Linked DNA regions of Homo sapiens: region 2 is linked to region 1. A link is a loop called in an ENCODE intact Hi-C map of the cell type or tissue named here. Cell type or tissue: body of pancreas. All regions are shown on one strand. Each heading gives the region's core, and the rest is flanking DNA. Links, peaks and the distances in the headings are about the cores only.

Region 1 (4,406 bases), core at 238-4,237:
ATTGGACAGCAGAAGGACCATTTGCCAAGTGGTTATGAGTGATAAGAAACACTTCTGGGATTCATTGCCCAAGATATACCTGTTATTTATTTAAGGTTGCTAGTCAATAAAGCTTATATCACCATCTTTATTCATCTCACCAGTAACTTATTAAATTATATTACCTTAATTTTTTGCTGTTGTGCATTTTATGAGATGTACAAGATACATATAGTACCATGGTGAAATCCTGCCTCTGTAAACTGCCCTAAGCCCACTGATGTATATCTCCATTAAAGTTCCCTGGAATGGCCAAACTAGGTTTTTTAATCTGAATAATGGAGGTTATATTCATTGTCTTCATTTCCCTCTTTCTCAGTTTCTTTGCTTCCTTGTGTTTTAGTACAGTTTCATCCTTCTTTTGTCAAGGAAAAGATATGAAACAAATCTTCAGGCTCACACTTACCAGCTGCATTTGAGTGTTTATTCTCAGATTCATTAATGGCCAGACAGAGAGGCTGGCTAGGAAAGAAAGTAAAGTATGAGAAACTTCAGCCACTTGAAGTCCAAAATGAATGTGAAGCATCTCTGAAACTATAATCTGTGTCAAAGGAAAATCAGACTATAATTAAAAGGAAGAAAGAAATAGGCCATTATCCACAACATTTTGTTTACCATGTAAAAGAGGAACACAGGCTTTCCAGGAAATAAGTAAATTGTGGGTAATTTAAGAACAGACATCATATCTTATATACCTCCAGGTGAGGGACTTCTGTTTGTCTCTTTAGATCTGTTCTTTACTTAACTCCTCTTATTTTTAGCTGGAAAACAATTACATAGAATAAAGACTGAATTTCCCATACTTTCTTGCAGCTGAACTTACCTATATACTTGGGGTTATGCATACAGCTTCTAGAAAATGTCTTTTGAAGGAAGAAACCCATCTTTTTCTTCCCTTTTCTTCTTCTTGCTGGATGGAAAGTGGATGCAAATTTGAGAATTAAAAATGAAAAGAACCTGGGTTCCAGGGATCTCATACCAGCCTTGGCCTTGTTAACTACTGATTTTGTCCCTAGAGGACAGAGAAAAAAAAAACCTATCTAGTTTAAGCCACTCTTATTTTGGCTTTTTGGTCACTTGCAGTTAAACCTACTCCTTAGCAATACACCCCTTCAACCTCTGGAAGAATACCTTTCAATCAATCAACAGCTGCAATGATCACAGTTACAATGGACTAAACAGATATGTTGGGGCTGTTGCCGTCCTCACATTTTTGGAAGGCTCAGTGCTTTGGGTCTCAAGAATATAGCAGAGAGAATTTGGGCATGATTTATTTTAATATGGTGAGCAGAACATCCTGAGGGAAACACACACCCTTATATACATATACATGCACACACATATAAATATATATATGCATGCACATACACATAAATATAATGTCTCCATAGATTGATAAAATACCATTCAGTGGAGAGTGCAGTGACCAGGGTACAAATACAGGCACTGTCACTGGATGGTGGAAGCATAAATTGGTGTGATCTTTCGGGAAGAAATTTGCCAATATGTATCACAGCCTTCTCTAAGGAGAGAATGTGAACAAAGAGTGATGGCCAAAATTTTCATTGTAGCAGTAGATTATACAGAAAGTTTCTCAACCTAAGGGTTCAAACAATAAATGCATGTGTTGTGAAGTGTCAGAGCTGGCAGTTAACTGGAGTTTCTTTCCCATGAGTTGATTTTCATCAAGGAAAGAATTTCTCAGAGGTTGGGCATCAAGCGATAGAGAGGAGTAGATGGCAGACAATGAGACATCTGCCTCCGACCAGGCCCATAGGTCAGTCTAGCCACAAGGGACAGAGAATCACCCTCAGACACTAAAGAAGCTGTTTCCATAAATGAGACACAGAGGCCTGAAAACTCTGTTTAGTACTCAGGGGAGAAGTTAGAAGACTTAGTGCAGAGCATTCTTCACTTGGTGAAGAATCTTGGTTGGGTTCAGCACAGACGGATGATGTGCCTTGGCAACCTGAGGGTCTGCAGCTTTGGGAAGATAAGGAGACCTAGCCTAGGGAGGCAAGCCAGCATCACCATGCCAGGTGCCAGCATCTGTAGTAGTGGGGAGGTGCTGCCCTCAAGCGGCTGTTTGGACAGTAAGCATCAGCAGGGGGCCAGGAGTGGAAGAGCAGAACATTTGTGAGCTCACCTGGGATATATCTTAACCACACACTCCAATTTCAGCTCTGCCTGGGTCATATGCCCACCTGCATATTCAGTTCTCCCTGGGAGAACTGAAATTGGGTGTGTGGCTAAAATATATATGCAGGTGGGCATATGAGCCAGTGAAGTGTGTAGCCACAAGCTAGGAAACAACCTAAATGCATAATGATAGAAAAAATCAGGTAAATTATGCTTTGTCTCATAACCTGTGAGCCTGATATTATCTGTGGATGTTCAGTATCCTTTCTGTCCTTCTAAGCTTTCCCCTTGTAAAACAGGGCCTGAAAGCATGGAAATCACGTTTCTCAAGTGCCTGTTTGAATATCATTGGGGTGGCACTTTGTGAAGTTTGCAAAGCAGAAGAAAAAGATGGGCCATTGCTTCCAGTAAAGATCTAGGCACGCGTCTGGGTATCAGCAAATGGCTGATGTGGGGCTTTGTCAGCAGCTCCCAGATGCTGCAAGCAGCTAAGCTCAGTAGTAGTGATATCACTGCAATATTTGTGTTTCTAGATCTAGAGCCATCCTGATCATTGTTTTCTTCCAATGGGAGGCATATATAAAGGTTGTATAAGCCTTATTCCCTACGTCAGCTTCCTTTATAGTGAAAAAAACTTAGAGTGGCTTCCATTTTCAGAACCAAAACTTAACTGATACAGCAGAGCCTGTTGGTTAAGGACCTGAACTCTGGTATGATTTAGACTTGGTTCAATCCCAAGATCTGTTTTAAGTGAGTGAAACCTTGAACAAATTCCCTCACCAAACTTCCCAGTTTCTTCATCTGCAAAATGGGTTCACGAACATGCCTACCTTGTAGGACTGTCACATGGTTTAAATTATATCATATATATTAGCATCCATAAATATTAGATATCATTATTGAATACTGCATAATAATTGCATTAAAATAGTATAATAGTAGATGGAAAGGGAAGAAAAAACTCTATGTACAGTATAAACTCAACTACATGAAATACACCAATGGAAAGATAGCAAAATGTTCTCTCTCTAGGGTTTACATATGATTCTATTTTCTTCTGTATTTTTTTGTATTTTTAAAATGATCTACAAGAAGTATTATATACTATTTTATAAAAGGAATAACATGTAATGCTATTAAAATAGCCTACAGTGAAGTTACATAAATATACATTCAAACCTCAGCATCACTCACAAATTCAATGCCTCATGCAAAGAAACACACTCAAATAATACTGTTTCGTTGGTATCTAATATTCATCATCTTTCTAAAGTTTTTTCCCTATCAGCCCAAGACCAAGTAAATATTGTGATAACTTCAGATCTGGGAACAGTAAACCCCCAGGTCAGGGAATTTGCAAACAGTGAATTCTGGAGGAAGCAAATATGTTTGTGGAATTATTCTGGGGAGACTGCTTCATTCTTACCACAAATGGGAAATGACTACTTCTACGGCAGCTGTGATATTCCATTCAGGAGAGGTTTGTTTCAGAGGTGTCATTGTTTGTTTTAGTTGGCCCTTATATTATTTTCATTAACTCTGACAGTCAGTTCTGCAAGACTTGGAAAGCCATACTTTCAGGTTTATGCCTTCTTTCGTCACAGCATAATTATTAATAGTGCCCCTTTTTGCTTTTGAAAATGTCTGGGTTTAGATAATTATACACATGTATGTGTACCCAATTCAAGACCTGCCCAAATAAGAGCAAAGCTTAGGATTTTTAATAAAGGTCTGTATACAGCATAAAATTGCTCCTTAGCATAAAACTGCACCTTAGCATAAAATTGCTCCTTAGTTAACTACCCCTAAACAGCATCTGTTTTGTTTTTGGATGAGCTTCCTGGCTTGAGAAGTTGCAGCCCACTTCCAGCCCACCTGAAAGCACCATACCTTATATATATATATATTTTTTTCTCCAACAAAAATACCTCTTGGGGCACTGTCCTCAAAAATGAATATTTTATTTAAGAAAATAATAGTTTCTTGAATACCTGTATTCATATTTATATCTATGTAGCATGCCCACCTGCTAAGAAATTCCAAGCACTGTAACCCCACAATCATGTCTATCTCTTCTCTGTATCACCAGAGACTCATACAGCAGCAATATGTAGAAAGTCAACAAACTTGGACTGAATTGAACCAAACTTGCTGTGAGTTACCAATAAAGTGATGATAGAGGAATCGTCTTTGGGCTTATCCATTAATCATATTCATAGATACCATTT
Region 2 (4,406 bases), core at 232-4,231, 740 kb before region 1:
CAGGGCCAAGCAGAAGTAGAGGCATCTCTGCCCCATCACTCCTGCTTTCTTCAAGATCCCCTCTGCGTTTTGCACAGGCTGTAGTCTTCTGGGAAGGCAGTGCTGGTGGAGAATGGATCCATCTACTTTCAAAGACATGCATTGGGAATTTATTAATACCTCTCTATCCTGCTGTCTGGCTCTCTGAGTTGGGACTCAGTAATGTACTAAGGAGAGTGAGCTCCTTGAGAGCAGGGCTCTTTCCTTCCTTCCTTCCTTCCTTCCTTCCTTCCTTCCTTCCTTCTTTCTTTCTTTCTTTCTTTCTTTTCTCCCTTTCTTTCCTTTCTTTCCTTCCTTTCCTTCCTTTCCTTCCTTTCTTTCTTCTTTCTTTCTTTCTTGGCACGATCTTGGGTCACTGCAACCTCCACCTTCCAGGTTCAAGTGATTCTCCTGCCTCAGCCTCCTGAGTAGCTGGGATTACAGGCACCCACCACCACACTCCGCTATGTTTTTGTAGTTTTAGTAGAGGCAGGGTGTCACTATGTTGGCCAGGCTGGTCTCGAACTCCTGTCCTCAGGCAATCCATCTGCCTCGGCCTCCCAAAGTGCTGGGATTACAGGCATGAGACACCATGGAGGTAGGGCTTATTTCTTACTCACTCTTGTAGTCCCTCAGTAATAGCTTGCTTAGAAAACTATTCTAATTAATACACTGAGCTTTTGAGATACTGTTCCTTTTATACAGTTACATTCTTACTAATACAAATGAGAAATCTATAGCCTTAAAGAAAGGATTAGGCTAAAAAGGGACTTAATTTTGGAAAATTTGTAAGGAGCTTGATAAAATGAATCCAGGGTTTTAAAAAAAGAGGTTCTGTTACACACACAACACACACACACTAAATAGACATACATTGTGGATTAAACCTTTTTTAAAAATGTCATGAGAAAGATATTCTTGAAATGATTTAATAGCATTTTTTAAATTATTGTTTTTAATTGTTTAAGATACTGTTATGTAATTTGTTAGATGTTAGAAAGCAAGCGAAAGGAATTTATTAGATGTTAGAAAGCAATGGAAGAGAATTCACTGAATGTCACGCATATTCCATAAGAGTGGCTGTTTGATAATTTCATCAATAAATTTAAAAACTTTAAACTTATTTGGGGCTGACTGGGCAAAGGATAACCCCCCCACCCCAGATTGGGTCCTCTTTTATGCAAGGAATTAGAGAGAAATGAAATTGTTGACCTGGCACAAGCTATCCTTTCATTAAAATGTTTCCTAAAGTCCCGATGACTGGAGGGGATATATTAAAAACAAAAGGAGGCTGCTCTTCCTATGGAGTAGGCATTCTTTTATTCCTTTACTTTCTTAATAAACTTGCTCTCACTTTTCTTTAAAAAAAGAAACTTATTAACTTATTCTTTAAAAAAGAATGGGAAATCTCTTTTTCTTAATAGTTAATATCTATCACTTATTGAATGCCTACTGTATATTCTTTTCACATAAGGAAACCTCAGTTTTTTAAAATACCCAAGATTATACGCTAGAAAGCGGTAGGGCCCAAATTTGAACCTATTTAGCCTAGAACCTCATGTTCTTTCTAGCCTACTACTTAGGGTCACGATGTTTAAAATTTTTTTTTTTTTTGAGTTAACTCTTTCTTTTGCTTTTATGTAGCTATAGAAATTTAACTTCCTTTTCAAAAACTCAGTTTCTAGTGGATATAGGTGATATACATTTTTTTCAGGAATTCATAATTCATATTTTGATACTTGACTAGGGCTCTGCAAAATTACTATGGTTTAATGAATAACTACAGGGCTAAAATTGAGGGTATTTGTGAAATGGCTTTGTGAAATGGCTTTGTGAAATGGCTTTTTGGGCAGGATATGTTAAATCCACATTGAACACTAGGTGGCACTCTTCCATCATTGGACACTTTCAGGAAAAGCTATCCTTTATGGATTTTATTAGTTGCTTATTAATTTTAATCATATTGAAGTGGCATTCGAATGCTATTCATCTAGAAATCACAGATGTACACAGTATCACAGATTATTTCTCATAAAGTCAAAGACACACGTTTTTCTTTCCTAAATTAGAAAACTTTAGCCTAAATGATGAAACAAATGGTCATCTTTGGGATTAAGCTTGAAAATGTGGGTTTTTTTTTTTTTTTGCTTTTTTTTGGAATCTGTTACTTTACCAAAATATCCTTTGACTTATTTTTAAAAACTTAATCAGGAAACTACAAAATAAAAATAATGTTTGAATTACATGAGGTAATATAGGCAAATGCATTCCAAAGAAAACACTGTCTTAATATCTTCTTCAGATAGACTGTCTGATGATCACTACTTCTAACACTTGTGGATGTATTTAAGACTTTTACCACTTTTATAAAGGTACATTAGTGGTTACAGCCACTTAAGTCTGTATCACTTTATTGTAAACACAGTATTTTCTCCATTGACTAATATTCAAAAAGACTCATTCTTTTTCTCATGATGAAAATGCTATCAGAATCAGTAGCCAACTGTAGCTAATGCAGAATAGTAGTAATTTGCAATGCATGTAAATCTATATGTATATTTAGCATCTGCAGCATTTGGTATATGACATACAGGAAAAAATGGAACCATTTTGGTTTGCATATTTTGCATAGAGCTACTTTTCTCTATCTCTGCAACCAGGGCTGCTACATACTACATATAGGACATTGCACAATTATGAGTGAGTTGCTGATATTCTTATTTATTACGTATTTTTCTAACACGTGGCAGTAAAGTGTTCTCAGGAAGGCACAACTTTTTCTGTTTGCACAGGAGTACTAGATGGACTAAAGAATAGTCTTTTCAGATTTCTTAGCAATGATACTGCTCGTCTATGCCATTGGCTCTTATTCTTGAAAGAAAAAAGAATACGAGAGGAGGGAGCACAGGAGAGAGAAGGTGATATAAAAGTACCATTCCAGGATGCATCTAATTTACTACAAATGTCAGGGTGGGTTTAGGGCCTCTACAATGGACAGATGCCACAGGATGCCATCCCACTGTATCTTCTCCTCATACTCTACCTTCAAATCATACTGGCTTTGTTTGTTAAACTTGCCAACGTCCATCTTCCTCCCAAAGCTTTATACTTTTTGTCTACCTGGAATGTATTTTTACCCCAGGTTTCTGCATGACTGGCTTTTCCTCATCCCGTTTTGACATCTCAGATCAAGTGTAGTTGTTATTCTAGTTGAAGGGGTACTCCCTAGCTCACTACCCCAATAATTGGCATGTTTACCTATTTATCCTATTGTTTTTGTAACACAATTTATTTATTTACTTACATTTTTAGAGATGGCGTCTCACTGTGTCGGTCAGGCTGGAGCGCAGGGGTATGGTCATAACTCCAACTCCTGGGCTCAAGTGATCTTCGTGCCTCAGCCTCCTGAGTAGCTGCAATTACAGGCACGAGCTATGATGTCTGGCTATAACACATATTATTACAAGAATTATATATATTTTTTATTTTTACATTCTATAAGGAGAGACAGAAAATTAGTAAGTAAGCTCCATGTCAACAGGGCCTTGTCTGTCTTCTGTCTTGAATATCCCCAGTGTCTGTTGCAGTGCCTGGCAAAGAGAAGCCATTCAGTATTTGTTGAATGAATGAAGGCATGAATAAATTCAACTTTTAAGGCATAACTAATATTTCAATTGATGATAGCTAGCAGAGTTCTGCTTTCTAAATTTATTCATTCAACAAATACTTAATAGATATCTGATATATGCAATGCATATACCTAGTCCCTTGGGATGCATCCATAAATAAAACAGACAAAAGTCTCTGCCCTAAAAGGGCTTGCATTCTTTTGGGGCAGATATGCAATAAGCAATAAACATATGAAGTATAGTATACATTATATTTGAAGGTAAATAAGTGCTACGGGAAAAAAATGAGCAGGGTAATGAATGTTGGGGGTACTGATAGTGGTGTTGAATGTAATTTAAAGGGAAGTGGCCAGAGTTAGTCTTGTGGAGAAGATGATGATACCTGAGCAAAGTCTTGAGGGTGAGAAAAGATAAGCCATGTAAATATTGGGGAAAAAGTATTCCAGGAAATAAGACAGTCAGCGGACAGACTTTTTTAGGTGGGAGCATGCCGTATGTTCAAGAAACAGTGTGGCTAAGGCAAAGTAAGCAAGAGTGACAGTTGTGGGAGATGAAGTCAGACGGATCACTGGAGGCCAGATCTTGGAGGGCTTTGTGGGCTATTGAAAGTGGGTTGACATTATTCTCATAGGCTGAGTTGGCAAATTTTAAGCAGAGGAATGAGGTGATACAATTTATATTTTTACAGAATCCTCTCTGGCTGTATTTTTTTGAGAGAAGCTGTAGGGGGCAAAGATGGAAGTAGAGAGGTTAGTTATG

Evidence for each region. Hi-C counts contacts between places; a loop is a spot of excess contacts. Peaks named below come from ENCODE experiments on the same cell type or tissue, not always from the same donor. Only the 100,000 strongest peaks of a DNase experiment are listed, where the experiment ranks them.
Region 2: it touches region 1 in a loop (4-fold over the local background); 100 of 110 quality-filtered maps call a loop at or near these places.

Annotation. Positions count from the first base shown.
Region 1 is chr1:168,601,386-168,605,791 of GRCh38, reverse strand. No RefSeq gene overlaps it. Among named protein-coding and RNA genes, the nearest start is that of XCL1, 27 kb to the right of the region's middle. In body of pancreas, for the core only: a CTCF peak has its summit at 2,107 (motif pointing left); a DNase peak (open chromatin) is centred at 2,091.
Region 2 is chr1:169,346,123-169,350,528 of GRCh38, reverse strand. All of the region lies in intron 1 of NME7 (NME/NM23 family member 7), which reads left to right. Among named protein-coding and RNA genes, the nearest start is that of NME7, 19 kb to the left of the region's middle. In body of pancreas, for the core only: a CTCF peak has its summit at 1,891 (motif pointing right); no DNase peak of the experiment used is centred there.